Regions from separate parts of the Homo sapiens genome. Here regions 1, 2, 3, 4 and 6 are each linked to region 5. The links are chromatin contacts, found by Hi-C or POLR2A ChIA-PET in ENCODE. All regions are on one chromosome and are shown on one strand. Each heading gives the region's core, a stretch centred on a gene start or an enhancer-like site at or near the end of the contact. The rest is flanking DNA. Distances are from core to core; before and after follow the strand shown.

Region 1 (4,542 bases), core at 1,816-4,315, 1.5 Mb before region 5:
GTGAAACTACTGAAGTCTTGGATTTTTTTAAATTCCAAGTTGCCAAAGAGGAAAGAGGGAGAATACTTAGTCATTTTATATCCACAGCCCTCTACCCTGCTCCTTGCTTGTAAATCCCCACTTGGCCTTTTAAGAGTTGAAATAGAGTCCAATCTCTCTCTCCTCCTGCAAGACCTGGTTGCAGTGGTTCTGATCACCATGGACCCCCTTGAATAAAGCCTGCCTTATTATCTTCAACAACTTTAATGACTAACTTTTTATTCACTAACTCTCCCTCTTAACTTTCTCTACCATGTTCATCAGACATGCAGTTAGTAAGGCATGTATAATGAAATGTAAATACATTTGGCACTAACATCCAGTGTTATTATGTTTATAGGTCTACATTTCTACACTTTTTAGAATTTATCTCTATTTTGTAGCTATTCCTGAAATGATGTTGAAGTAGAACAACAACAACAAAGTCTTTGATCTGACTATTTTTTTTTTTTCAGACAGAGTTTTGCTCTTGTTGCCCAGGCTGGAGTGCAGTGGCGCGAATTCGGGTCACTGCAACCTCCCTCCTTCTCCCAGGTTCAAGCGATTCTCCTGCCTCACCCTCCAAAGTGGCTGGGATTACAAGCATATGCCACCATGCCCGACTAATCTTGTATTTTTATTAGAGACGGGGTTTTGCCATGTTGGCCAGGATGGTTTCGAACCCCTGACCTCAGATGATCCACCCGCCTCGGCCTCCCAAAGTGCTGAGATTACAGGCGTGAGCCACTGCGCCCGGCTAATCTGACTACTTTTTAAGGAGGTTCAAACTTCAGAAATAACTGTAAATATTTGTTCAAATAAGAGAAATATTTAGTCTAAAATATAAATCAAAGAAAGGGTACGTACAGATTAAGCAGTGTTTGCTGTAAAAAATGTACACATTTATTGTCTAATAATACATCAGTATTAAAACTCAGTTATGTTTCCTTTATTGTACTCCACAATTATAACCATTTACAATTATTGGTAGTTTAAATAACTGAGATAAATACTGTAATTATGTAGACTTCATTACTTGAATATTTAAGAAACAATTTTCTTCCCAGATGTAAATTTTTATATTACCTTTATTGTTTTAATTTTACTTTTTCTGTTTCATTCTTAGATTCAGGGAAAAATATTAAATTATTTCATTATCACCTTGGAGCCACATTGCTAAATAGTTCAGATATTACAAATCTTTAGCCAAGACCAAATTGTGTTTTTTTTTTCAATTTATAGCCCAATTATTAATATTTAGAGACCATGTTTCTTTTATGCAGTTCTTGGTATCATCTTTTTCTATAGCACTACATTTTACACAGTTATTTCTTGCCTTTTACGGCTGGGAATCAAAACACATACGAACTTCAATTTTGTTGTAATAAACGTTAAAATTTGTGAACATTTTTAGTACTTCAGTAAAAAGCTCACTCATTGGCAGAAGCGTTCCCCAGATCAGGAAAAAAGGAATTAGGATTATCTATGACCACAAAGTAACATTAATTAATAGCAGTCTTTGGGAGCAAGCAGCAGCGCCTTTAAATCTTAGATTCTCTTGTGTCTGCAAATTATCTTTTATCTTTCAGCTGTGAAATTTTGTCTATGAAGTAATACCACGAGCAAATTAGCAATAGGATTGCAAGGTTTTTATAGTCCCGTGCTGTAGAACAATTGGCAGTAATTTGAAAAAGACCGTCCATAACGCTGTTTTTGGTCTGCGGCTAAATTTGCAATTGCATAGTTTCATTAAGGAGAACTGGAAAGAGGGCCCAGAAGTTGTTCTAGCAATCGGCAGCAGTTTATCTATTTTAAATCGTAATGCATACTTTTTTTTTCCTCCTACTGAAAACAATGGCAGATATGCTAAAGGGAAGGACACATTCTTGAACTGCTAAATGGTTTTTCCAGATAGCCATTTACGGAGTGCACTCAATTGCCACTATCTGGCTGAAAGCAAAAGCACACACGACGGCCCCTTTTCTTTTTTCCCTTTGCAAAGCGAAACAGTCTAGACGTGTTCACGTGATGTGAATGACGTCAGCCCCCGCCGGGTCGCGTGACCGACACCCAGCCTTCCTACTACCTCCCCCTGACCGCCAGAGTGGGAAATATCGCGAGAATTCGCCTTACTATCAGAACTTACTGAGGTTGCAGGGGAGTTACTCAGAAGGGAAGGGAAGGTGTGGTTGTGCGGCGGAGTTTTTGCTTTCATTCTTTTAACGTTCACAGCCAAAGCAAAGGCCTTTGGGGATTGCCAGAGTCTCAGCCACCATCCTGGAAAACAGCGGGGGAGGTGGGCCTGGAGGTGGCAAGTGTAATGTGGCTCAGGGGCCGTCATTGCCCCTTGCAGAAGGGGCTGCGGGGGAGGGAGAAAACCTGCGCCCGGTTCTGGGGAGCTGGCGACGCAGTGAACCCTGCTGAGGCTGGGTTTTGCCCCGACAGTCGCTGGTGGCTGTGGGAAGGGTTGGGACCCTTCTCTGAGAGCAGTGAACAGCCCACATCCGGCCCCTGCTGTGTCAACTCTGAGCGGCGTGGAGATGAAGTGGTTGCTCTCCCTTGCTCGGCCCACCGGGTGTCGTGGCCCGGGAACCGGCCTGGAGAAGTCCCTGCTGCCCGGCGCCCAAAACAGGGGCGTGGGCTTCCGCGACCCAGGGCGGCTGCCCCGGGCCATCCTCGAGTTGCCCTGCATCTTCCCGCTCAGTCAGCCCCAGATTGAGGCAGCCTTCTCTGTGCGGGTTTAAATGGGTAACTGTGACTTCTCGCCTCATTCACCCAAACCTCCAGTCTTCTCCCCCGCACATCCTCCTCCACCCACCTGGTTTCTCCCTAGACTGGTGTGCTCGTGTGTGCAACCAAAGGAGGGAGTGCGAGAGATCCACGAAGGGACAGGCTTGGAGTCGCTAGAGGGAGGTGTGGGACCAGCGAGGAGGGGGCTTCGCCAGGGAGGGGGTGCTGGCAGGCGGAGGGAGCGGCGGGAGGAGGCGCCGGAGGAGGAGACGGAGGCCTGGGGACGGCAGAAGAGGCTTCGCCTGAGCCGAGCGCTCTTTCTCTCGCCGCGCCGTCTTGAAGCCGCGCGGGCTCGTGAGCAGCGCGAGGCCGCCAAGGTGCCTCGCTTCGCCGGAGCCGCTGCCGCCCGCCGGAGGGAAGCCGGCCTCGGGCGCGCACGCTCGTCGGAGCCCCGGCGCGCCCCGCGCCTGAGCCTGCTGACAGCGGCCGCTGGGCTCAGGCTGTCCGCTCTGGGCTCCGCGGCCTCGGCCCCGCTGCACTCCACCTCCGCCCCCTCGGACTCCCTCCCCTCTGCTTCTACTCCTCCTGCTCCAGTGCGGATCGTTTCGCAACTGCTTGCCACTCGTCCCGTGCCTGGCTGTTTTTCCATTTCCCGGCCCCCTCTTCTTGAGTACTTTACCCCCTGCATTTGGGGACAGGGACTGGAAAAGGGGCGGGTGGAGCGTCCAGTGGAGAAGAAGGAAGCGAGGCCCGCAGGAGGAGGAGGATCGGCGGACTGTGGGGAGGAGACCCCACGCCACCCTTTCTGGTCATCTCCCCTCCCGCCCCGCCCCTGCGCACACTCCCTCGCGGGCGAGCTACTTTCGGACCAGGAAAGTAAGAGCGGCCCTGGGTGACAGCGCCGCGGGGCCAGTCCCGGGGTTAGCCGCGCGTCTGCTCGCTTCTGGTCCGTCGCGCTCCCAGCCAGGGCACAGCCCGGACCGAGGATGGCTTCGACCACAACCTGCACCAGGTTCACGGACGAGTATCAGCTTTTCGAGGAGCTTGGAAAGTAAGCACCTTTGCCCGGCATCCGCATATCCCCTTTCCAGCTGAGGGCGGGTCGCGTTGCCCCCGACCCACCGGCCTCCGTCTTGGGGCGAGGGAGTTTGGGAGAGGAATGGGAGGAGGGCCCCTGGTTTGTCAGCTCTGGGGAAGGTGCTGTCTTAATAAAGGGAGGGAGCACAGAAGGGGTAGGACCCTTACTCCAACTGTGGCTCATTTTGATGGTCCCTAGCCCACCTTCTCCCGGTCCCCCACCCTCCTGCACTGAGAGACTTAGTGAATTTACGATCTCTGCAGTTGTAGCTATCATCCTGAGAAGTGTGCGCGCGCGCCTGTGTGTAATGTGTGTTTGGAGAGGAAATTAGAACCCATGTAAAATGCAACATAGATCATGTTTTCTGTAAATAGAGATGCCTCCTGGTTAGCCGGCGTGTCGGCCGTATGACCCAGGTACTGATGAGAACTCACAGCCTCAGACGGTGCCATATTTATTGATGCCGAAAGTTCAACTTGGCATAGAGTCTATTTCGCATCCAGTAGTTGTTCTGTCCAGGAAAAGGGCCACCCAACAGAACCCAACCCCTTGCCCTATATCCAGTGTTGTTCTTTGCACCAGATTACCGCTCACCATCATTCTTCCTAGGATTTACGTGTGCATCTTTGCGTTCTCTGGGAGGATTTATTTATACAGGCAACGGAAAAGCCCTCTGGAGACTGAGAGCGCTCTTAAGCGTAGCCTAGCATTGTGTA
Region 2 (4,117 bases), core at 1,417-3,916, 1.6 Mb before region 5:
TCTAAAAGATTTTTCAAGTTACTTGCAGTTTGGAACTTTGTATAGTTATTCAACATGTAATTATACATTTTATTTTATTTCATATAAAATGCATATAGTTCCACGCATTTTAAAATGGTTCTTGCAGAGGATTCTCAGGTGAAAGTGAATCTACATACTCCACAGCCAAGGATGCTGAACTAAAGATGCTGACACTTTCATTTGTTGCCATTTTTCAAATCTCTGCAGACAGCCTTGTAATTCTGGATGGCCATGAGGTGACTGCAGGCCACCGTCACAATATCATCTTTAATGAATGTTTATTTTCTTCCTTGTAGGAGAGTCATGATTTTTATCTTTCTTTAAAAATTGTTTTTACCACCATGTTGATTATCCATTTTACAAACTTTCATTGCCTCTTTTGATGATTAAGATCCAACTTCTTAAATTAGCCTTCAAGCTTCTTTACCACCTGGATACACACTATCCTCATTTTTTTTTTTTTTTCATTTTGCCCTTACACACATATTCCCTTTAGCTGGGAGGACATATTTGCTGTCCTGAGCATGTCTTGAGGTTATGGCCCTGCCTCTAGATTTAGTTTATTGTATCCCTCCCGGCCTTTACCTCCTGTTCATCCTTCAGAAACAAGCTCAAAGCTCACCACTTCTATTAAATCTTCCAAAACAACACCACACAAATTCCTCTCTCTGTAAAGAATTTAGTGCTGTCAGTATTCTCGTGAGACTTTATAAGTTGTTCTTGATTTCTTTAAATATACATCTTTTTGTCCCAGGGACCATATACTTGTATTTTCCGTATCTGTCAAAGTACCTAGCCCAGTGTCTTGTACCACCCATCAATTAGTGGTTAAAGAATTAATTGACAAGACATCCTGGGGAGAGAAAAAGCGTCTGTCACATTCCCAGTCTCCCACAATACACCAAAAGTATGTGCTCCACTTATAAGATCTAACACTTTTTATAGTTTGGAAAATTACTTCCAAAAAGCTAGGTGAAAGATACACAAATGCAATAATAGCTTGATTGCACTCAACAGGGAATGCATCTTAAATTCCTAGTTATGAATATTTTAATGAACAGTATCAATAAAAGCCTCTTACCCCTTGGCCTATTTGTGATGCTAAGGATTCAGTTAGTAATAACAGCTCTTTAAGGACAGAGGGAACTCAGAATAATTTATTTTTTCAAGAGCATAAAAGGCAAAGATGCTCCAGGGAAGTTTTATAAGCCACTTCCAAAAAGAAATAATTACTGAACTTACTGAAAGCATGGATGAATTGTTAGTTTTACTAAAAATAGATTTTAATAGATTTGTCCATCTGAGAAAAGTACAGTGGACAGACTTTTAGAAAACAAAATACTTGCCGTTAGAAAGAATTCCCAAATTCTACAAAATAACGGTAAGTGCTCAAAGTACACTTGAACATTTTGAGGTTTTTTTGTTAGTGAAGGTTGCACATTTAAATGCAGAAGCTTTTGCCATCTTTGTTGTCAATCCCTCCCTCATGGTCATCTAGAAAGCTGAGTAATTAGAAGTGTGAAATTAGTAGCCAGAGTGTCCCAACTTCGCCACTTGTGTAACCCAGAGCAAGATAGTGACACTGTCAAAACCTCAGTTTACTCTTCTATAAAATAGCGGTACTGATAGCACCTGCCTTGCAGGGTTCCTATGAAGATTAAATGAGATAATGCAGCTCACCCACTGAGCACAGGGTGCCACATGCTACTCTTAGAAGATGTCAGTTATAATTGTTGCTTCATCATATATCATAGGAGAAAAAAAGCAAAATGCTTCTGAAGAAGTAATGATGACTATTGAGACAGATAATATGTACAAAGCCAGGAGTACTTCAGAATTTAGAATAGCTATAAGATTTAATGAATCAAGTGAAGTGAGAAGCTTCCAATATGAATCGTAACATAAATTTTGAAGCAATTCCCCTTATAGGCAGTTCTACCCTGTAATAGAAAATGGTAAAATACAATGTACTGAAAAATAGTCAGATCTCCCTCAGGCTTTGGTTCATTATAAATTACCTTATTTAATGTACACATGTTATAAATTGAAATCTCTACTGAATAGAGCCCATTATAGCACTGAATTTATGGCAGTGGACTTTAACCAAAGGTTTTTAATTACATGAAGTTCCCTAAGGACCTTCCTAAAATGTGGCTACAACTATCACACATTCCTCTCTCTGAAGGTGGCATGCTAGGGAAAGCCAAATATGGTATGTGATCATAGAATCATATAACTTATCAATTGAAAGGTTATTACAGAACTTATACAATCCCTCAATTTTTCAGCTAAGGAAATTAAGATCTTGAGAATCTAAGTGTCTAGTAATGTTCTTTAGTGTACATTTTTTAAAAATGCAATTAAAGGGATGATCCCAGTGAGAAATGACTTATTGTGACACATCTTCAGCAGCTTCTTAGCAGAGCAGAACAAGCCAGGGATGTTATAATAACTCTGAGAAAGACATAACAAAATTCTCAGTAGGCACGTATCTAGTTTTCTTCTTAAAACTTACAATGCTGGCTGCATGGTCTTGTATTTTCTCACTTCCCTTTTCTTGTTCAGCCTTAGCTTATGGCCTTTTCATTTAGAGTGATCCTTACTTACTCAGATGCTGAGTCATTCTTGGTAATGGCAAATCACACATGCTCAGCATAGAACCTATTTCAACATATCTGGAATTAAGCTTGTGGCTTTAAATTTTAGAGGAGCCCTGGTTTCACAGGTCTTCACTAATCACAGCTTTCTCATCACTGCCATGTTTAGCTCATGTAAATATTCTTGTCTTAATAACAAAAATAGTAGCAACAACAAAAGTCTTTTGTATGTTCATATAATGGCACAGATAATGATAATTAACCTCATTGATTACTATTACATACCCGGCATTAACAACAAACCCTAAAAGATAGGAGCACTTAGCTCCCCATTCACAGAGATGAGAAAACTGAAGCAGAGAGAATTAAGTAAAATTACCCAAATACATAAATTGGCATCCAAGGAGTCCGGTTCCAGAACCTATAATTTAATCTTTACATTCTCAGTCCCTGAATCCTTAACCACTAGATTCTACATCACATGATCCTCACAAAATATTCTGAACTAAGTATTTTTAGCTCTACTTTATCAGTGATTAAACTGAGATTTAGAGAGGTTAAACTTAAAAAGGTTACATAACATGACAAGTATGTGGGAGAGCTAGGATTATAATCCAGGTCTAACTGATTGTAAAATCTGCACACCATTTAAATAGCTGTGCTTTTCAGGCCTTCAGCAGCATTATCCCCTGAGACTAGAACACAGGGGCACTGGCTCAGCTTTTGGGGGCTTCATCTTGCTCCCTATAATCCTGGTCTACTGAGAGATCATCAGGAGCCACATGGCCATCTACCCAATACTGACTGTGGCTACTCTTGCAGATCTTTTCTGCCTTGCCCTCTGTCCAAAGAGTTCACCACCCTTTGAACATTATATGTTGGATGCTGGCCACCCTTCTGATGCGAACTCAGCAAAAAAGCCAGGTTAATTCCCTCAGCTCTGGCCCCAGTTTTCTGTCCTCTTCGCACAGAGGACCATTATTCCTTCTGGTCCAAATTATTGAAGTCTCCACATTACAGTCTCTGTATATTCCTGCTTTAAAATAGTTTGATGTGATGCTATTTATCAATTTTTATTTTCAGGTATATATGTGTGTATACGTTTAAGTATATGAGTTATATTTTTGTTTTATATATTTTAATAACTCAGGAAATCTAGAACACTTTAAGCAAAACATACTTAGTGATGTAAACATGTCTGCAATGTAGTCTTAAAAACTACTTGTTAATCTTCATCGTAGTGTCTTAGTACTTTCCTTTGTATATATAAACATTTGGCTGTATTGAATTAGATTTTTCCTAAGTCAAATGGGTGCCAAGCTACATTGTTTAACAGGGTATGATGTTTTATCCTTAAATCAATAAGCTGTACTTTGAATTAGCCATGTAAAACTAGGTAAAGTAATCCAGCTGTGTCCATTTCACTCGGGGCTGACTTACCAATGCTTTGAATTGGACATGTCAGCTCCACTGCTAATGAGCAATTGCCCTTGAAAACA
Region 3 (4,767 bases), core at 756-3,255, 1.4 Mb before region 5:
TTATTTTAAAATTGAGCAACTTGAAGTGTATGTGTGTGTGTGTGTGTGTGTGTGTGTGTATACACATACCTGTATTGTAAATAAGAAAGGTGCTTAATAAGTTTGTCTTAAAACTCATGAAAGCTTGGCGTAAAATCTCACACTAATCACTATGGATGAGAATGGCTCTCGTTGAGAAATAAGGGCTGATGGCTTTTTTCTCAATGATCATGTTAAAAATATATTGAGAGCATTGTAGGACTCCAGATGCTTGGGTTGTGGCTCACAATTTTTACAGAATTAATTTCCAAAATTCTTGATTACTCCAGGAGGAAATTTATTCCAAAAGTAAGCTGTGTGCTTCCTTCTTAAATTTAAAAATTAATGCATCAAAGGTGTAATAAAAATCATCTCTTACAATTAGAGGTCCTAAAGAAATGTTTGAATTATTATGGCAATTAGAAGGGTACCTTACTTAAGATTTTGAGAGTTTTGTTGCTAGCAAAGCAGAGAAATAAAAAGTTAATTACTTTTGTAAGGGAAAACTTGGGAATATAGGTATGTCCCTGTACCTTTTCAGATATGTAAACAATATTTAGGTATTTTTACAGAGAATTGAGAAAAAGTACAGGCACTGACACTACTACAACCATAGTAGAAGACACTACTACAAAGATAGTAAAGGACAACTTTCTATGTAGATAAATATCAGTTATTTGGAGTTTATTATCTGAAAATATTTTGATAATTTCTTCCCATTTCTTTCAAGATAAAAATTAAGTTTTAATAGCAGATATCTTGCTTAGAATCAAGTACATTTTAGTGACTTGGCATTTATTCATTATTCGTTTATTTAGTTTATCACTTTTTTTTTTTTTTGAGACAGAATCTCTTTCTGTTGCCCAGGCTGGAGTGCAAGGCATGATCACGGCTCACTGCAATCTCCGCCTCCCAGGTTCAAGCAATTTTCATGCCTCAGCCTCCCGAGTAGCTGGGATTACAGGCATGCGCCACCACATCCAGATAATTTTGTATTTTTAGTAGAGACGGGGGTTTCACCATGTTGGTCAAGCTGGTCTTGAACTCCTGACCTCAAGTGATCCACCTACCTCAGCCTCCCAAAGTGCCAGGATTACAGGCATGAGCCACCGTGCCTGGCCCTTGCTTGTAGACTTTCATTCTCTGGTTCCATACTCCACAATATTATCAGCCCTATCTCTCAAAAATAGCATTGGTTATATTATAGCATCAATTAATTACATTGACATAAAATTAAAATGTCTCTACTTGTCACTTCTTGTAATATTACCTAATTTTGTTTTTCTCTAATTTTTCATAATTTATACACCTAATTTATTACCTTTCACGGGCTCATGTGTTTCCTATTTAAAGTCTGAAATGTGGCCAGGTGCAGTGGCTCATGCCTGTAATCCCAACACTTTGGGAGGCTGAGTTGGGAGGATCACTTGAAGCCAGGAGTTCAAGACCATCCTGGGCAACATGGTGAAACCCCATCTCTACCAAAAAATATGAAAATTACCAAGTGTTGTGGCGCACGCCTATAGTTCCAGCTACTTGGGAGGCTGAGGTGGGAGGATTGCTTGAGCCCTGGGAGGCAGAGGCTGCAGTGAGCAGAGATCGCGCCACTCCACTCCAGCCTGGGTGACAGAGTAAGACCTTGTCTAAAAAAAAAAAAAAAAAAGAAGTCTGAAATGTAAGTCATTTGTATCTGTTCAAATGATATAAGGTGGTATCAAGCATTCTTACACATGATGGTGGTCTTAGAAAATCATTTAGAGGATGCTAGGAGAAAAATTGAGCTGCCATCTGGAGAGGCTGCTGGATTGGCGACTCCCTCCTATCATTGGTTTACTCTCTCCAGGTGCCTTACTAAAGAGAATCAACAAAGAGAGAAGGACTTTGCTCAGTACCTTCTGCCTTAGAGGCCTGTCTGGTCATCTGCTGCCAGCTCTTTCCAGGGAGAGATGAGGAGCAGCAGGCCTGTGCTCTCAAGCCCTCAGGGAATGCACTGCCTCCAGTGGGACAGAGTGGAGCTGTTGCTTGTGTCATTGCTGCAGCACATTATTTGAAACTGACCTCAAGACTTGGATTTGCTCAGTTTATTTTTAGAAGTAATGACAGTATAGCACTTTGAGGCCTGAATGTTATTTCTAGACAAGAGTAATACTGTTTTTCTGAGAAGTAGAATTTCAGGATTTCAAATGGATTTTTTGGTAAATATTTCTGAAGCTTTTCCAGTAACTGAGACTTTCTGGGCAGAAAGGCAAGATGGGACATAGTGTGCATCCTCTGTTCTTGCTGACCTCAGTATCTCAGAGTGTGACTAGACGCTGTTACCGAGCAGCTGCATAGTCATCTTCTTCCCTTGTTCTGAGCAAGTCCTCTGTTACACAAAGAAGAAAAAAGCAATCATTCTTTTCAGTCATTTACCTTCCAACTTACTAAATTTGAAATTATAATTATACATACAGTACATACAAGGTTGTCTGTAGGGAGTATATTTGTTTTTATGTCTTATATTCTGGCATGTATATGAGTTTGCCTAAGAGATTTGGAGATACATACACATGCATACATACATGTGTCTGACTTTTTATGTAAATATATTTTGTATGACGTGTTAATTTATATGATACATGGCTATCCAATGTGGTTATCTCTACAAAGAAATGTACTCACAGATGCATTTAATTTTTACAGATACAATTTTCATTAGCTTTCTAACTGAAGTCCCTGCCTGTAGACTTTCATTCTCTGGTTCCATTGTGTACTCCACAGTGTCATCAACCCTGATTTTCAAAAACAGCATTCATAGCCAGCAGTTTTGTCTTGCTTCCTATATGCCAGGCACTGTTCTAACTTTTTATATATAAATCTCTCAACAATTCCATGAGGTAGGTGCTGTTAACATCCTCATTTTACAAAAGAAGAAACTGAGGTACAGAGAGGTCAAAAAGCTCACTCTAGGTCAGAAACAATCCTAAGTGGTAAAGTCAGTCTGAACCCAGGCAGTCTAACTCTAAAATCTATACTCTTAACTACTATATTGTGTTGCACACAGAATCTGGTTCCTCGTGCCTCTGATCAAAACCGATATTTCCTGCAGCAGAAAATCTTAACATATTAGCACAGGATTAATTTGTTAGCTTTTTATGTTTTTCCCTGCTCACATTTGAGGTTGTTATCCACAGACAAGTATATCAAACTATTGCTGTTCTCCAAACCTTCCAGATAGTTTTCTGACTCTGTGATGTTAATCATGCTATTCCTTTTATCTGAAATTTACTTCATCTTTTTCTACCCAGAAAACGCCTATTTATTCTTCAAAGCCCATATCAGCCTTCACAACTCTTTTATGCATTGTTGTAAAATTGTATTTTCTCTCATCTGTGTTTCCGTAGCACTTAATAAGTAACTCCGGTTTTGGTGCTTCTTTCATTGTATGGTGGTGTTTATTTGCCCTTAAGTGTCATGTGCTCTTCATTGGGAGTACCATCTCCCCTCTGCTGATTTCATTCAACTGTCTAGTAACCAGATTCACCTCTCAGCCATGTTCCTGTATCATCAGTGCTGCTCTGCGGTGCCCTGTCTGGTTTTCAGTCACAGTTTCCTGTGCAGGTGGTGGAGGATTTTGAAATGCTTGAAACTGAACCATTACACCCACTTGAGATAGTTTCTTTTGTCTGTGTATGATAGGAGGTGGGTGGGGAAAAATAAGTGCACACAGCCTATTACCTGGAGTTGAGATCACCAATTAAATGTCATGAATAGGGTAAGATAACACATATTAGTTGTGTTTAAAATATTTTGCTCCTTAGATTTTTATTCACTCTTCACTTTAATTTAGAAAGGCAGTTTTCAGATGTTGGATGAGCATTGACTAATTTCCAAATACCTTTTTATTTGTTTTCTGCATTATAGATCATGTGACTCAAATGTATTTAGGGTAGCTAGCAGATGATTGAACATGATGAAACTATGAGTCTTTTATTTATCTAAGTAAAGCAGTGAATGCAGATGGGTTTATTATAGTCATAGGGCCCCATGTACTTTAGTCCTTATTTCATCCAGCAAAACTTCGATGACTAATTTTGACTTCAATTGAGGAATATTTTATTTAAAACATTTGCTTAGAATAATAGTCATTGTAAAGGAACACTTTTCATGTGTTTACTGAACCAAATGCTAAGATGATACAATTCCTAATTTTAAATAAGATAAATATCAAATTATAGGTTTTTGCATAATTTTAGTAAAATAGATGTGAGAAAGATTGGAGATTATGTGAGGATTCTAGGTACTTAAGTTGGAGTAGAGGAGAAAGAAGGAAGAAATGGCCTACTCATAATTGCATTACAGTTTTTTTCAGTCTTGAACAGAAGTTGAAGTCTGAATGGTACTGAAGTAAATGAGAGATTCAAATCCAAAAGAAGAAAAAGTCCTCATTATAAATTTTGGAAATGCATAAAAATGGTGAATGATAATATTCTGATATTTGAAAAAATAAATAAAGCTACATTTTAAAATTTAATTTATAAAAGTCTGAGTGACTTTTTAATAAATTAAAATTTGAAATTATAAATTTATATGAGAAATTAATTTTTCTCATATAAAAATACATTTTTATAAATTTCTCATATACTTTCCTCTTAAAGCAGTTTATATGTGGCAATTTTTTAAAAAATGAATAAATTAAAACTGAAGATTGCTCTTCCTCTTCTATCAAAACAGCTAAAACATTTAGCTCCTATTCTGTGATGCAAAGTT
Region 4 (4,202 bases), core at 327-2,826, 1.6 Mb before region 5:
TAAGATGAATATATTCCTTACAAATTACTTGGAAATTCAATGTTTGTGCAGAGTTGAGACAACTTTATTGTTTCTATCATAAACTATTTATGTATCTTAATTATTAAAATGATTTACTTTATGGCACTAGAAAATTTACTGTGGCTTTTCTGATCTAACTTCTAGCTAAAATTGTATCATTGGTCCTAAAAAATAAAAATCTTTACTAATAGGCAATTGAAGGAATGGTTTGCTAACAACCACAGTAATATAATATGATTTTACAGATAGATGCTTCCCCTTGGCTATGACATGGAGAAAGATTTTCCCATAATAATAACTAACATTTATATTAGGTTGGTGCAAAACTAGTTGCGGTTTTTCCCATTAAAAGTAATAAACTTACTCTTATACAAAGTGGACACTGTGGGGAGATACAGAGAAATGGAAGATACGGATCCTGCCTGGAGTAGGTAACCTTGCTTGGAAACCCCACATGCAAACGTCATGAGGAGAATTAAAGGAGTATTATCAGTAATGAAGTTTATCATGGGTCATCAATGAGCATAGATTGGTGTGGATCCTGTAGACCCTGGTGTTTTCTTTGAAGTGCCCTCTCCTAATGCAGAGGCCTTGAAGCTTACAGTATACACTTGAAAAGTCACAGATAGCTAGAATTATGATCTTTGAAGTTATAACTGTGATCTGAAAATGTGTGTGGTGGTATGACAGCATACCATTAAATACATTTACATCACAGCTCAAAGGACTGTGATATAATCCATTTATATCACAACTCAAAGGACTGTGATATAATCCATTTATATCACAGCTCACAGTTTCTGAAAATGTATAAAAGAATCTATAATCTAGTACTGAAATTACTAAATTGGGTAAGATGATTTAAATGATTTTAATTTTAACATTTTATTTCTAGAATATATGGCTCCATTTTATTTTATAGTGTAAAGTTGTATTTCCTAAAGTTTGTGTTTTGTCGACAGTATCTTTTAAATGAGTCTTAAAAATAAAGGCATATTGTTCATGTTTTTCTTTCCTGGTGGCACATAAATGACATGTCTTAAAATAGATGGCATCTTATACATTTTTTAAAAATAGACATCTTTACACTAAAAAAGAGTTCTGAAGAAAGTAAGTTTGGGAGATGCTGGGTTAAAGAACGTCAAAGGAGTCACTTTAATGCAGGTTTTTCTTTTAGAGGAGTTTTTAAAATCTTAGCTTGTATTGTAACCCTGACAGAAGGAAAATGTTATACAGTATTTCATAATTTCACCACAAAACTGCTGTCTGTGGCACAATGCACAGGACTAGGGTTCTGAGGAACTATACTGTTATTGGAAACATAGTGTAAACATAGAATCTTCTAGAAGTTCCTAGAAAGACAAAAAAAGAAGCAAAGAGGCAAATTAGGATTAAGAAATACCAGTAGGCATCACCTATTGTGATGTAATTCTAAGTTCTCTATAAATGATTATAATCTTCTCAGTGAAAATAATTTAGCCCACAGTGTTCTACTGGAAATGGCTTCATGGATGTTGATCACTGTTTTAGAGAGTACCTGCCACCTGCCCAGGGCTCTAGGCAGGATGTGGTTTACAAGAAGTCTCAGTGTCTTGCCCTCAAGAAATTAAAATATAATCTAATAGTCATGTATAAGTCATGAACAAAAATGTTTCTAAAAATGCTGGCAGCAAATCACTAGGGATTTCAAGATGGCCAGGAAGGAAAACACTGTGTCCTTGAGTTTTGTGCCCTAATCACTGATGCCATGTTAATATGAGGAATTCATTCTCAGGTGTTAGCTTCCTAAACTGTGATCTTCAGGATGTGTTTCTAGGCTGCCTGTGGTTCTTTCAAGTGTCAACTGCACCTCTTTTAAACCTCTGATCTTTCTTAGGGTTTCAAAAGAAACTCTCATTAGCTTTGTCAGAAAATAATTTTTGAATATGGCTATGTTTCTGGGTTGAGAAGGGATATAAAAACTTTTTTCCAATGAAAACATCAACAACAAAAATATTTGTAGTACCTTTCAGCCAGTGAAAACATCTACCTCAGGTCTGTCAAATTTCAAGTCTAACTAAAGAACTTGTTTCATCTGTTTTTACATACTCTTTCTTCCTTTTTTCTAAAAATTGAATGGATATTTTTGTTTTCTTGACCAGACCCCTTTTAAAATTCTTAAGAACAGAGGAACACTGTCATTGATAGTTGAATAATAATACTTTTTTGTACTTTCAACATTCCTCTCTGAGAATATACCATATTAGTGCGCACATCTCCACATTATTTCTTTATATTACTGAACAGTATTTTATTATATAGATATGCCATTTTTTATCTTTTCACATGTTAATGGACACTTGGGTTGTTTCCAGGTTTAAGCTAATATAACTAAAAATGCTATGTATTTTCAAGTGCAGGTGTTTCTTGATTTTCTAAGGCACATGAATTTTGCATCAGGATCAGCTTCCTAAGCATTTTATTCATACCATTTTTGAACATACAAATTGTGAATTTGTCAGTAGCAGAATGTGTGATGTTGGCAGGAAAAAATTTCCTTGCCAAAAGCAGCACAATTCCTCTATGGTAAACTAATAGCTAAATTGTTTCTTCATACAATGACTTCATAGAATTCATTCATTCATTCAACAAATACTTGCTGAATCTTACTCTCTCAGGCAATGTTCTAGGATCTTGGGATATATCAGTGTATGAAATGAATAAAAATTCTTACCCTTGGGCAGGTTATCTTCTAGCTGAGTGAAGCAGACAATAAATAATAAACATAACTAATTATAACATTATATACCATATAAAGTAGTGTGAAAAAAGAGTAGATCAGGATAAGGGGAGGATTCATTCTACACCAAGTTTATCCATCCATTCTTTCAGCATTTGTTAAGTGCCCCATGTAATGGTGTGCATCGGGATGTGATGGCAAGTGACATCACGCAGAGTCCTTGCCTTCGGGTAGTGCCCCTACGTTCAGGTGGTAGTGCACATTCTCCTAGAAGATGCAGCCATGAACCCAATAATCAAACACTTCATCTCCACCATCCTCCCACCATGGCTACCCCACTTTCCTGCTTGATCTTTCTCATTAGCATTTAATATCCTTCAGAGTTTACTCACAAGTTTTCCTTGTTGTCTGTTTCATTCCCCTAGAATATAAACTTCTTAAGAAAAGTGACTTCTGTAAGTTCTGTTTACATATGCATGGCCAGTATATAAAATGATGTCCTACTTATACTTAGCACTCAATGTTTTTGAGTGAATACATAAGATAATCACATTTATCCATATGTTCAACCACATTTGCCTAAGTTTCCACTTTCTATTTCTGGTACAGGGATTTCATTGTTGAAAAATAGAACTAATCATCCTTAATACCTTTAACAGCAATGATATGAAATGCAGAAATTTCTAACACTATAAAAAACTAACTCTAATAATGTATAGTTATAGCAACAGGGTGTTACAGCAAAAGTGAAGCAAAAATTACACAAAATTGAGAGCAAATTTTATCTATCATCTTTATTACATAACAGGATAGAACATGATTATTCTAACACTACTTGGAATATTACAGAATACATTAGCTTAAATGAGTTCCCAGAAAAAAATAGATGAGGGCTTAAATTGTCAATAATTTTTTGTACCAAATCGTGAAAGGAAAAAAATATAATTAGAAAATAAACCTCTATGTCTTCATAGAATTATAAAGCCAAATGGAATATACCTCACATCCTTGGGTATTTTATTACAAACCTCTCCAATTTGGCAGAGCAGAAATTCTGCTTTTTTTAAAGATATATTTTTCTTAAATATTTTACTAGTCATAGCATCTCTATGAATTTGGTTGATTCATTGGTTAAACATGGTATTATTTAAAGCACAGAACCTGAATGTTGCCTTTGGGGATTAGGTAGATTTGAACATATTTATCTAACTTTCAATTTCATATCTATGATTTGAAATTGCCTTATGCTCAAATTTACTGCAATCCTATAACATTTTTTGTCAGATGTTTTATGCAATATTAGATAAAATCAATCCCAATAATTGAAAAACAAACAAGAGAATAACAAAGTCTTATTAGAAATGTCTACCTATCCACTCTTTGTAGAAATTCTTCAGCCAATAATAAGTAGAGAGCATCTTATTGCATAATCAAAGAAAAGTAAAATTTGTCTTTCAGTATA
Region 5 (4,733 bases), core at 1,471-3,970:
CCGCAATAAGAGGGCCTCAAAGGTGATTTCCAGCTGCTATGTTCTCATTAGCATATTTGTAACGGTGGCACACAGTGGAAGCCTTACATTTCCTCAGTCTGATGTAACTTTGGCCAAAGTACTTTCAGACTTTAGTAATTTGCTTGTTTTAAGAGAAATAATAGCCTGAGATGAGGATATTTGTATAAACCCCTTCCTGAAATGTCTAGTACCTTTCATTGCATAATTAAAATTCCTATTGTGTTTCTTTAACAGTAAAGACATTTTCGTTATCAAAGAATGATGTTCATGTTTTAAATAATAACTAAAATAATCTCTTCATTAAAAATAATCATTTTTAATGGTTTTATACAAACTGAAACAATAATAAAGCCCATATTACAAATTACTTTGCCTAATTTAGATATGAGTGACTTAAAATTGCTTCTTTTGCAAATGTCCCCTGGTGATTTTCAGAAAACTTAATAAATTGAAAGTACAGAAATAAATAGTCACTTTTTTGGGGGCTCTGGCCTTATTCAAGCTTTTAGAAATTTTCTGGGCCTTTTGTCAGTTTTCAAATTAGAGATTGGAAACTCCAATTCTGATAATACTGTTCTACTGTATGAGTTCACTGACATAATCAGATAGCACGTCTTATCTTCCACCTGCTCTCATGTTCATCAGCTGAGAGAAGGTACCCTGACTGTCACTTCTAGAGAAGAAATAATAAATGTTGATGATTAACAAAATTGCAGCCCTTACGGGAATCTGCCTCACTTGTAAATGTACCCTTCTTTCCCCACAGTCACTGTACTTGATTATACCTAGCTCTGACACAGTTCAAAACTTAACCGCACCCATAGCACCTCTTTATCAGGTGGACATCAGTGTCATTTTATTGCCAGTGAAACTGATCCACAAACAAGCAACTCTCCTGAACTCAAGGACAGAAGACAGACAAGGGGCTTCCACTCATTTCCATCATCAGAATTTGGTTTCCCATGCGAAGAAGTAGGCCGCTGTGATCTCAGCCAAGCCAAGTTTTGTCCTCCTTCCTCTATCTATCCTCAGTCTTCTTTCTCCTTCTATGGCAAGGGTCCCCAACCTCTGGGCCATGGACTGGCAGTGGTCCATGGACTGTTAGGAACCCAGCGGCAAAGCAGGAGGTGTGCTCAGGGCCAGCAAGCGAAGCTTCATCTGTATTTACAGCTGCTAACCGTCACCTGTGTTACTGCCTGAGCTCTGTTTCCTGTCAGATCACTGGGGCATTAGATTCTTATAGGAGCAGGAACCCTGCACATGGGAGGGATCTAGGTTGCCCGCTTCTTATGAGAATCTAATGCCTGATGATCTGTCACTGTCTCCCATCACCCCCAAATGTGTCCGTCTAGTTGCATGAAAACAAGCTCAGGACTTCCACTGATTCGACATTATGGTGAGTTGTATAATTATCTCATTATATATTACAATGCAATAATAATAGAAATAAAGTGCACAATAAATGAAATGGGCTTGAATCATCCTGAAACCATCTCCCGTGGCCCCAACCCCAGTCTGTGGAAAAAGTCTTCCATGACACTGGTTCCCAACAGGGATTGCTGGTCTCTACAGTGTCTATCCTCTCTCTCTCTTTTTCTTTAAACAGAGTCTCACTCTGTTGCCCAGACTGGCGTGCAATGGCGCCATCCCGGCCTCACTGCAACCTCTGCCTCCCGGATTCAAGTGATTCTCCTGCCTCAGCCTCCCGAGTAGTTGGGATTACAGGCACCCACCACCAAGCCCAACTAACTTTTGTATTTTTAGTAGAGATGGAATTTCGTCATGTTGGCCAGGCTGGTCTCAAACTCCTGGCCTCGTGATCCGCCCACCTCGGCCTCCCAAAGTGCTGGGATTACAGGTTTGAGCCACGGCACCCGGGTCTATCCTCTCTTGACACCTACTCTCCTTAGGTTCTTCACACTTAGGTGATTCCAAATCTTTTCACTGAGGCAGAAAGGTAGCATTACCTTCTTCTAAGCTATAAAGGACTCCTGAGAGGTGTTTCCCATTTCATCATGTACCAGCTTTTACTTGTGGACTCTGGATGTCCATTACGATGCAAGCGGCAGGAGAGAAAGCGACTGGACTGCTCTGCTGGGTGTAAGGCGAGGGCAACCTGGAGCAAGTTCAAATCCCGCCTCTGCGGGAGGCAGAGGTTGCAGTGAGCCGAGATGGCGCCACTGCACTCCAGCATGGGCGACACGGTGAGACTCGTCTCAAAAAAAGAAAAAAAGAAAAAAAAAATTCCACTTCTGCTCGCCACACTCCACCATTCTCTGAGCCTCGGTTTACTCATGTGTAAGGGGGACTGCGATGATTAGAGGAGCTCGTGCATGCCACGCACTGGCTTGCTTGGTATCCTTGGAGTCACCGAAAGATTAGTTCAGCTCCCCGCCTGCCCACGCCCTGGGGCAACACTCATTTTGGGGAAAAGTCCTCCTTAATGCTGAAGTGATCCAGTTCCCTTCTTTTCTCTAGCTCGCCAATCGGGCTGGAGGAGAGGCCACTCGTTTGGGAAGGCGCGGTCCGGGTCGGTGTACCGCGCACCAAACCCTGCCAGAGAACTGAGAGAGGCGGCCAGGGGGCTGGGTACCTGGTGAGAAAGGCGCCAGCTGCCGGGTCACCTCGAGAGGAAGGAAGGGGCGGGAGCGCGAGTGGAGCGGGCGGAGCCTGAAAACCTCCGCGCCACCGCTGCGCTCTTTACAAAGGCCCCGGGCGCGAGAGGACGTGCTCTGCCAGCCAGTGGGAAGGCAGGCCGCGCGCGCGGGAGCGCGGGAGGATCGGCGGCTCGCGGTCACTGGTCCCTGGCTCGGTTCCCCGCACCCCGGGGCTCACACTTACCCGCGCGGAGGAGCAGCGGCCGGGTGTCCACCCCCATCCTGCGCCCAGTCTCCTCGATTCCCCTCGCTCTGAGCCGGGAGAGCCGAACAGCTGAAGAGAGTTCACTGACTCCCCAGCCCCAGGTACTTGCGGGGCGGCGGGCTGGGGGTGAGGTGGGGACTGGCCCTTTTCTGTTTATCCCGCAAAGACAGCAGCTTTGTCCAGGAGATTTTGGGGGTGTCGGATCGGAAGTCATCCCCCGCTGCTCCTGCTCACCTGGCACACGCTCACCATATGCTAAGGAAAGCCTGCAAAAATTATAGACAGCACCTCCCTGTTTTATAAAATATGAGAATATTTACATAAATGAGGAAACATTGGAGATGGGGGTGTGTTTTCTCTGTACTTTGGTATTCTTTTCAACGTTTTTCTAATCAGAAAACAAAAACGAATGCCATTTATGCAGTGTGGCTCCAGAGCAGTTGTGCGTGACCCCCCTCCCCCGCTTGCCAACTGCTACGGCCCCACGCTCTCGGTGGCCAAGCGAGACCTTTCTGAGGGGCCCTGGGCTCCCTGGAGTGCCGAGGTCCTTGGTCCTAGACCTGACTCCTTGCTTCAGTCTGGTTCATGAGAGAAATATAGTAATCCGTTGTTTTCTGGGACTTTCCCCAGATTTCAGATTGAAAGGTGGAATTTCCCAAATCCTCTGAAGCCAAAATCCACACTGAGCCTCACTGCGGATTTCCGCAGCCACCAGGAAGTGGGACTGGACCCCAGGTCAGGCCAGTCAAGTAGAGTGGGAGAAAGAAAATCTCATGTCTGAAAGACACCGAGCTTTCCTAAGGGTTTCCTCCTGCTGTTTGGTTTTCACTTTTTTTTTTTTTTTTTGATTCTTTGTTTTTGCAAGACCTGTGGTTTTAGTATTAATTCTGCCAAACAGCTGTGCCAGAGTTCACAAATATCTTCAGAGCCACACTTCAGGGTGATCCTGTTGAGCAGGGTTAGACAGGAGGATAACTTGGTCCTTTGCTCTGCTTCCAAGTTTCTGTTCCCCTCCTGTGTGCTCAGTGTTCGGTATTCGTTAGGGAGAAAAGCCTTGAAACTTCCTACTTGCAACCACCCAAAGACATACTCTTTCTTGAGAATATATTCAGGGGGAACTGGGGAGGCGAGGGGGTTGGGGGGAAATGAAAGTAAACATTTTCACCATCCAGAGCAGACCCCATTAGTTTGGTCAATCCTGTTTTAAAAAATAGACTTCTTAAAGCATGAGAAATCTGGTTGGCATGCATGACCACCCAGGGGTGCCAAGCTTTCTGTTAAACTGCTTAGACATCTGGGTCCTTGTAGCGAAAATATTTCTGTATATGTTTTTGTTTATGGCATTTTAAGGCCGAACACCCTTTGGCAAGGAGAGGTGGTATGTCTCTTCACGGGCTTTGCAGGACCTTAGTGAGTGTGTGTGTACGTGTGTGTGTGTGTGTGTGTGTGTTGTGTTGCAGGGAGGGTAGCAGAGGTGGAGGTGCTGTTTTTGCACATAGCACCTCTACACGTATCCATTCTTCTTTCCCCAGAGAGGAGTCAGAAGCCTTGCCCTCGATCTAACTCTTCTCTTCCCAACTCTAAGCCTCCCAGGTTAAGTGTATACATCCTGATGTCCAGCACAGAAGAGCTGGACACTCAAGATGCAGCATCTATGCCTTCTGTATTCAGCTTTCAGAGACAGAGTTCCCAACTGCAGTGCTTATTTTTATTTCTATATTTATTGTATTTCCTTTGTTAACACAGATATTATTGTTTGTCAGATATTAATCAGTGTTTTACAACTTTTCCATGTCAGATATCACAGTTTACCCCTTTAATAATACTTTGCTAATCTCCAACCACTGTCA
Region 6 (4,698 bases), core at 1,217-3,716, 1.3 Mb before region 5:
TGGTTAATGCCACTGAATTGTGCCCTTAAGAATTTTTTAAGGAGTAAATTTCATCGTGTGTGTATTTTGCCACAATTTTAAAAACATCACTTTTCCATAAAAAAATAACTAGAGACCCCTGAACATACACTGTGGACAGATTTTATTAATAAATCTTATGGTTTAAGTATCAAGCTATTGTTAATTACTTCTCCTAAGTAAATAAACCTAATACCTGGTAAAATGATGTCTAGTTATGTGGTTGCAGTATATTAACCAAGGAGGACTCGTTGTTTTGAAGCAATAATAATTATAACTAATGTTTATTGGGTACCTAGTGTGTACCTGACACTGTTATGTTCTTCAACTATTTTAGCTCTTTAATTTTACATCAATACTATTAGATACTTGTTTTAGCCATTTTATAGATTAGGACACTGAAGTTCAGAGAAGTTAAGTTATTCTTCTGAGTCACACAGCTAAATAGCTAAGTATCAAAGACAGTTGTTCTAACATAAGGTGACTAACTTCCATGCTTGTCATTTTAACCAATTTCAAATTTCATCCATATTTGCTTTGAGATACCTGAAAAATCAGACTATTTTATATAGTTTTATAAGAATTATAAAGCTTAGAAATGTAAAATTTTATGTGGGGATCTAAGATTTCCCCCTGTATAACAGGATCATAGATGTCAGATCAAAAGATCTCAGCTGGCCGGGTGCAGTGGCTCACACCTGTAATCCCTGCACTTTGGGAGGCTGCGGCAGGCAGATCAGCTGAGGTCAGGAGATCGAGAGCAGCCTGGGCAACATGGTGAAACCCCGTCTCTACTGAAAATACAAAAATTAGCCAGGCTTGGTGGCGGGTGCCTGTAATCCCAGCTACTGGGTAGGCTGAGGCAGGAGAATTGCTTGAACCCAGGAGGCAGAGGTTACAGTGAGCCAAGATTGCACCACTGTGCTACAGCCTGGGTGACAGAGCGAGACTCCATCTCAAAAAAAAAAAAAAAAAGGAAAAGAAAAGAAAAAAAAGATCTCAGTTGTTATGTTTGGGGTCTGAACATGTATAATGTTCACGGCTTGACTCTAGTCTGCTTTTTTGGTTGTTTGATCTCAGTGTTAGTGCATCTGATTTTTTTTAAGTAATTCAGTCAGTAGACGTTTATTGCATGCCTGCTATATGCATATACTCTGCCAAGTCCTGGAATACAGTAATGGACAAGACAGAACTGACATTGTAGTAGTTGAAGGAGGAGGGGATGGATAATGAGTAAATGACCAAAGAAACCCAGCAAATCATTTTAGTTCTAGTGCTATGAAGAAAACAGGGTGATATTTGGTGCGTAACTAGGGGCTGATGGCTGATTTAGAGGGTGATCGGGAATGGTTGCTATGATGTTTCAGGAGAAGAACCTAAATGTTGAGAAGATCTGTGAGTAGATATTCCACTCAGTGTGAACAATGGGTACAGCCCTGAGAAAATGTGGCTTCAATGAGGAGCAGAACAAAGGCCAGTGTGGCATGAAACATCCCAAGTCCTAGGGTGCAAGGATATGAAATAATACATGAGATAGGTGTGGGCCAGAGCTCAAAGGCCTTGTAGGCCAGAAAGAGGAATTTAGATATTATGCTGTGTGTTCTAGAAAGGTGTTGGAAGATTTAAAGATCGGAAATATGAAATAATCCGATTTCATTATACAAAGCTCTCTCTTGCTGCAGTGTGGCAAGGGATTATAGGAGGGCAGAATGGAAGTGGAGGAAAATGGATATTGGAGGAGTCAAAGAAAAAAAATGACAATGATTTGGGCATAGGTGAGAGCAGTAGAGGAGAAAACTTATGTTTCATCTTCAAAAGGTAAATTGGACTTTTAAAAATGACTGAACTCTACACATATATTGCAAAAGTACAAAGAATTGAACATTCAGAGCTTTAGGAAGATACATGGTTTTTAAAAGAAGGGGATTCCTGCTCTTTGAACTGGACCAGTATTACTAAGCTGATTCACAGTCAGAAAACAGTCTCTTTTGCTACTTTCCATTGTGAAAAAGGGAGAGACGTTTCTTCTCTTCAGCCTTCCCCCTTTAGCATGAAACTCTCCTATTCTTAGTGGCAACTGAAGATAATATTGAAAAGAAAAAATAATAACTTCACAGAATAAATAATAGAAAGTAAAACATTTTACAATGATGAAAATATGTAGAAATTCTGATTGTTATTTTAGAATATCAAATAACACCACAAAATCTTCCAAAAGTGCATCTAAACTCTGAACTCATTAATAGCCTCTACTAATTTTTTTTCTATTCTGTAGGAAAGCAGACTGTTGAGTTCAGAAAAGGCCAGGAAAGTGAATTTATCCTAGTTTTCTGTCTTTTCTCCATGTTTCAACATTCCCAAAAGTGATTTAAACCTCAAATTAAGGTGATTCTGTCATCTGGGTGGCAAAGATTATGATCTATGGCATCTTATCTTGCACACGTGTGTTCAATTATTCGTTTTTTTTGTGTGACTTCTTTTTTTTTTTTTTTTGAGACAGAGTCTCACTGTGTCTCCCAGGCTGGAGTGCAGTGGCATGATCTCGGCTCACTGCAACCTCTGCCTCCCGGGGTCGAGCGATTCTCCTACCTCAACCTCCTGAGTAGCTGGGATTACCGGCATGCACCACCACGCCCAGCTGATTTTTGTATTTTTGGTAGAGACGGGGTTTCACCATGTGGGCCAGGCTGTTCTTGAACTCCTGGCCTCAACTGATCCACCCGCCTTGGCCTCCCAAAGTGCTGGGATTACAGGCGTGAGCCACCATGGCCAGCCTTTTTTTTGACTTCTGCGTGAAAGTAACTCTTCTAAGCATTTGGCAGCCAAAATAGAGAGGTATTGTACAGCCCTTTGAATAAGCCCTCTTTAATTTGTTGTAATGGGTAAATTTATAGGATCATGGCCACCCAGCTTCACTTCTAATCACCAACCCCCTACCTTGCCTGTTCTCTTTCACAAACCAATACACTGTGGTGCTGGCTGAAAACATTTCTAATCATAGACTTATCTGCAGCTGGTGACTATTTGTGGTCTGACAGGAGATTGACCACATCCTGTGGTTAAATGTTATTATTTTTTCTGAAGACTCTTTGAACTGACTTAACTGCTTTCATTTGATGTTTCAACTGACTTATCTGTAGTAATAGCCAAGCATGTATGCTTTGAAAATTTGAATTGATATCCTTTATGTATCACATGGATATCTGTTATATCCGTTGATGTCCTATTACATTTTGTATTTTCTGAGTATTTTTTAAAATTTAGGGGCCATCATATTCCTCATCTAATATAGGCTCTAATACATGGACACTTGGTATATACTTGTTAAAAGAATAAATATGCAAATGACTAGAAGAATAGGAGTTTTAAATCCTCCTTTTAAAGGAAAATGTTAATAATAAAAAATACCCGTAGTTCCACTTCCCTTTTTTAACTGATTTCATATTGCATCTTCCCTTTCGCATACTGTTCAATTCAATTAATGTTGATTGAGCTGCTAATATGTCTCAGGCAATGTGTTAGGCTCATGTTAGGTTCAAGGGATACCAAAAATAAGTAAGACATGGTCCTTGCCTTTCCTTATCTTGAGGTTTAGTAGGAGATATGGGTATATAAGCAGATGGTCTCGGTGTGAAATTTAAATCAAACAAGCACAGTATGCTGTGAAAGCACAGTGGGTGGATTTCAGAGAAGTATTTCTGGAGGAAACTTGGGCTCTTTCTTGAAGAATGTATAAGCTCATGGAAAATTAAATCAAGATTGCCTAGCTAGGCGTTACCAGCAAGGAATTACATTAAAAATGCTTGGTGAAATAGGCAACTAACCAAAGTTCAAGGTAATTGGTGTGGAATTAAAAAGGGAGAGAGCTCAGTAAGAGTGTGCCACGTTATGGAGGTCCATGCATGTCATGGTAAAGGCCTGAAACTATGTACTCTAGGCCAATCAGTGTTAGCTTTCCAAGGAGGAGGTCACTGATACCTTGAAACTGAGCTTTAAGTATGCGTATGCAAATGAACCTAGTAAAATTGCTTCAGTATAAAAACTCTTAATATAGGGAACATTTTATAAATGGAAAAGTAGACATTTAATAGTCACAAATGAGAGTTTAAAAGAAACTAGTTATCTCCATCAAGAGTCTCTATTTCATAGATTCTCTAAGGATTTTTTAAATTCTAGGTTAGCTTCCTTCAACACTATCAGTCTGTAATATTTTTCACTAAGTTCCCTCTTCCCCTTTTCTGAAGCTTCCTACCATTAAAATTTGCTTAAGTGAAACATAAATCTCGACATGAAGTATATTTGGGTGGGATAGGATACTGTGCCGAAGTTGTTTATTTGTACTGTTCTTAACACAATAGTTGAGTACAGATACACTCCAGACTTGAATAATGTGGCTAAATAGATAGTCTCCAGGTGATCAACTAAAAATAATTGTATTCTGTCATCACTTCTCCCATTGATCCCAAGAAGTGCCTCCAAGAAAATTACCTTTCCTTCTCCAGTATTAGAAATCTGTGGGATAGCACCATCCACCAAACTACCCATTGAACCACTATCTTAGAGTTGGAAACACTGAAACATCCTCATTTCCTTCTTAGGGTCCAGCAAAATGGTTCAGTACCTTGGCAACACGCCCTTCCCTATAGAACCAGAGGGAGGGAGTGGGGAAAGAAAATATAG

Evidence for each region. A loop is a pair of places that touch in the nucleus more often than their neighbours do. ChIA-PET counts read pairs that join two places held with the same protein, here RNA polymerase II (POLR2A). Pooled maps may share reads with other maps.
Region 1: a map of GM12878 shows a loop between it and region 5 (4-fold over the local background). The contact joins the promoter of CAMK2D here to the promoter of TIFA in region 5. A Hi-C loop is called at or near these places in 4 of 168 maps with a recorded cell type or tissue (CD4-positive, alpha-beta T cell, CD4-positive, alpha-beta memory T cell, GM12878 and 1 more), 4 of 37 single-sample maps with no recorded cell type and 13 of 50 pooled maps.
Region 2: a pooled map shows a loop between it and region 5 (3-fold over the local background). The contact joins the enhancer-like site here to the promoter of TIFA in region 5. A Hi-C loop is called at or near these places in 6 of 37 single-sample maps with no recorded cell type and 4 of 50 pooled maps.
Region 3: a loop to region 5 is called in a pooled map, with 9 times the contacts of the local background. The contact joins the enhancer-like site here to the promoter of TIFA in region 5. A Hi-C loop is called at or near these places in 1 of 37 single-sample maps with no recorded cell type and 10 of 50 pooled maps. POLR2A ChIA-PET finds 5 or more read pairs at or near these places in 1 of 52 experiments (activated CD4-positive, alpha-beta T cell).
Region 4: a pooled map shows a loop between it and region 5 (2.5-fold over the local background). The contact joins the enhancer-like site here to the promoter of TIFA in region 5. A Hi-C loop is called at or near these places in 2 of 50 pooled maps. POLR2A ChIA-PET finds 5 or more read pairs at or near these places in 2 of 52 experiments (T-cell and naive thymus-derived CD8-positive, alpha-beta T cell).
Region 6: a map of B cell shows a loop between it and region 5 (5-fold over the local background). The contact joins the enhancer-like site here to the promoter of TIFA in region 5. A Hi-C loop is called at or near these places in 1 of 168 maps with a recorded cell type or tissue (B cell), 1 of 37 single-sample maps with no recorded cell type and 4 of 50 pooled maps. POLR2A ChIA-PET finds 5 or more read pairs at or near these places in 1 of 52 experiments (OCI-LY7).

Annotation. Positions count from the first base shown.
Region 1 is chr4:113,760,261-113,764,802 of GRCh38, reverse strand. CAMK2D (calcium/calmodulin dependent protein kinase II delta) reads left to right here and starts at 3,065. Exons shown (of 21, transcript NM_001321571.2): 1 at 3,065-3,799. The coding sequence starts at 3,735. RefSeq lists enhancers at 1,798-2,336, 2,337-2,875 and a silencer at 2,869-3,278.
Region 2 is chr4:113,836,145-113,840,261 of GRCh38, reverse strand. No RefSeq gene overlaps it. Among named protein-coding and RNA genes, the nearest start is that of CAMK2D, 76 kb to the right of the region's middle. Within about 2 kb of position 2,666, at least 3 of the 41 ENCODE cell types and tissues checked have a DNase peak (open chromatin) inside an H3K27ac peak, as active enhancers do.
Region 3 is chr4:113,682,154-113,686,920 of GRCh38, reverse strand. The region is part of intron 2 of CAMK2D (calcium/calmodulin dependent protein kinase II delta); the gene reads left to right. Among named protein-coding and RNA genes, the nearest start is that of CAMK2D, 77 kb to the left of the region's middle. Within about 2 kb of position 2,005, at least 23 of the 41 ENCODE cell types and tissues checked have a DNase peak (open chromatin) inside an H3K27ac peak, as active enhancers do.
Region 4 is chr4:113,897,110-113,901,311 of GRCh38, reverse strand. ARSJ (arylsulfatase family member J) reads left to right here. Exons shown (of 2, transcript NM_024590.4): 2 at 1-1,028. Among named protein-coding and RNA genes, the nearest start is that of ARSJ, 80 kb to the left of the region's middle. Within about 2 kb of position 1,576, at least 5 of the 41 ENCODE cell types and tissues checked have a DNase peak (open chromatin) inside an H3K27ac peak, as active enhancers do.
Region 5 is chr4:112,283,891-112,288,623 of GRCh38, reverse strand. It overlaps TIFA (TRAF interacting protein with forkhead associated domain), which reads left to right and starts at 2,720. Exons shown (of 2, transcript NM_052864.3): 1 at 2,720-2,984. RefSeq lists enhancers at 989-1,108, 3,618-3,737, 3,768-3,947 and a silencer at 2,668-2,977.
Region 6 is chr4:113,563,464-113,568,161 of GRCh38, reverse strand. All of the region lies in intron 4 of CAMK2D (calcium/calmodulin dependent protein kinase II delta), which reads left to right. Among named protein-coding and RNA genes, the nearest start is that of CAMK2D, 200 kb to the left of the region's middle. Within about 2 kb of position 2,466, at least 3 of the 41 ENCODE cell types and tissues checked have a DNase peak (open chromatin) inside an H3K27ac peak, as active enhancers do; they include B cell and OCI-LY7, where a contact is called at or near this core.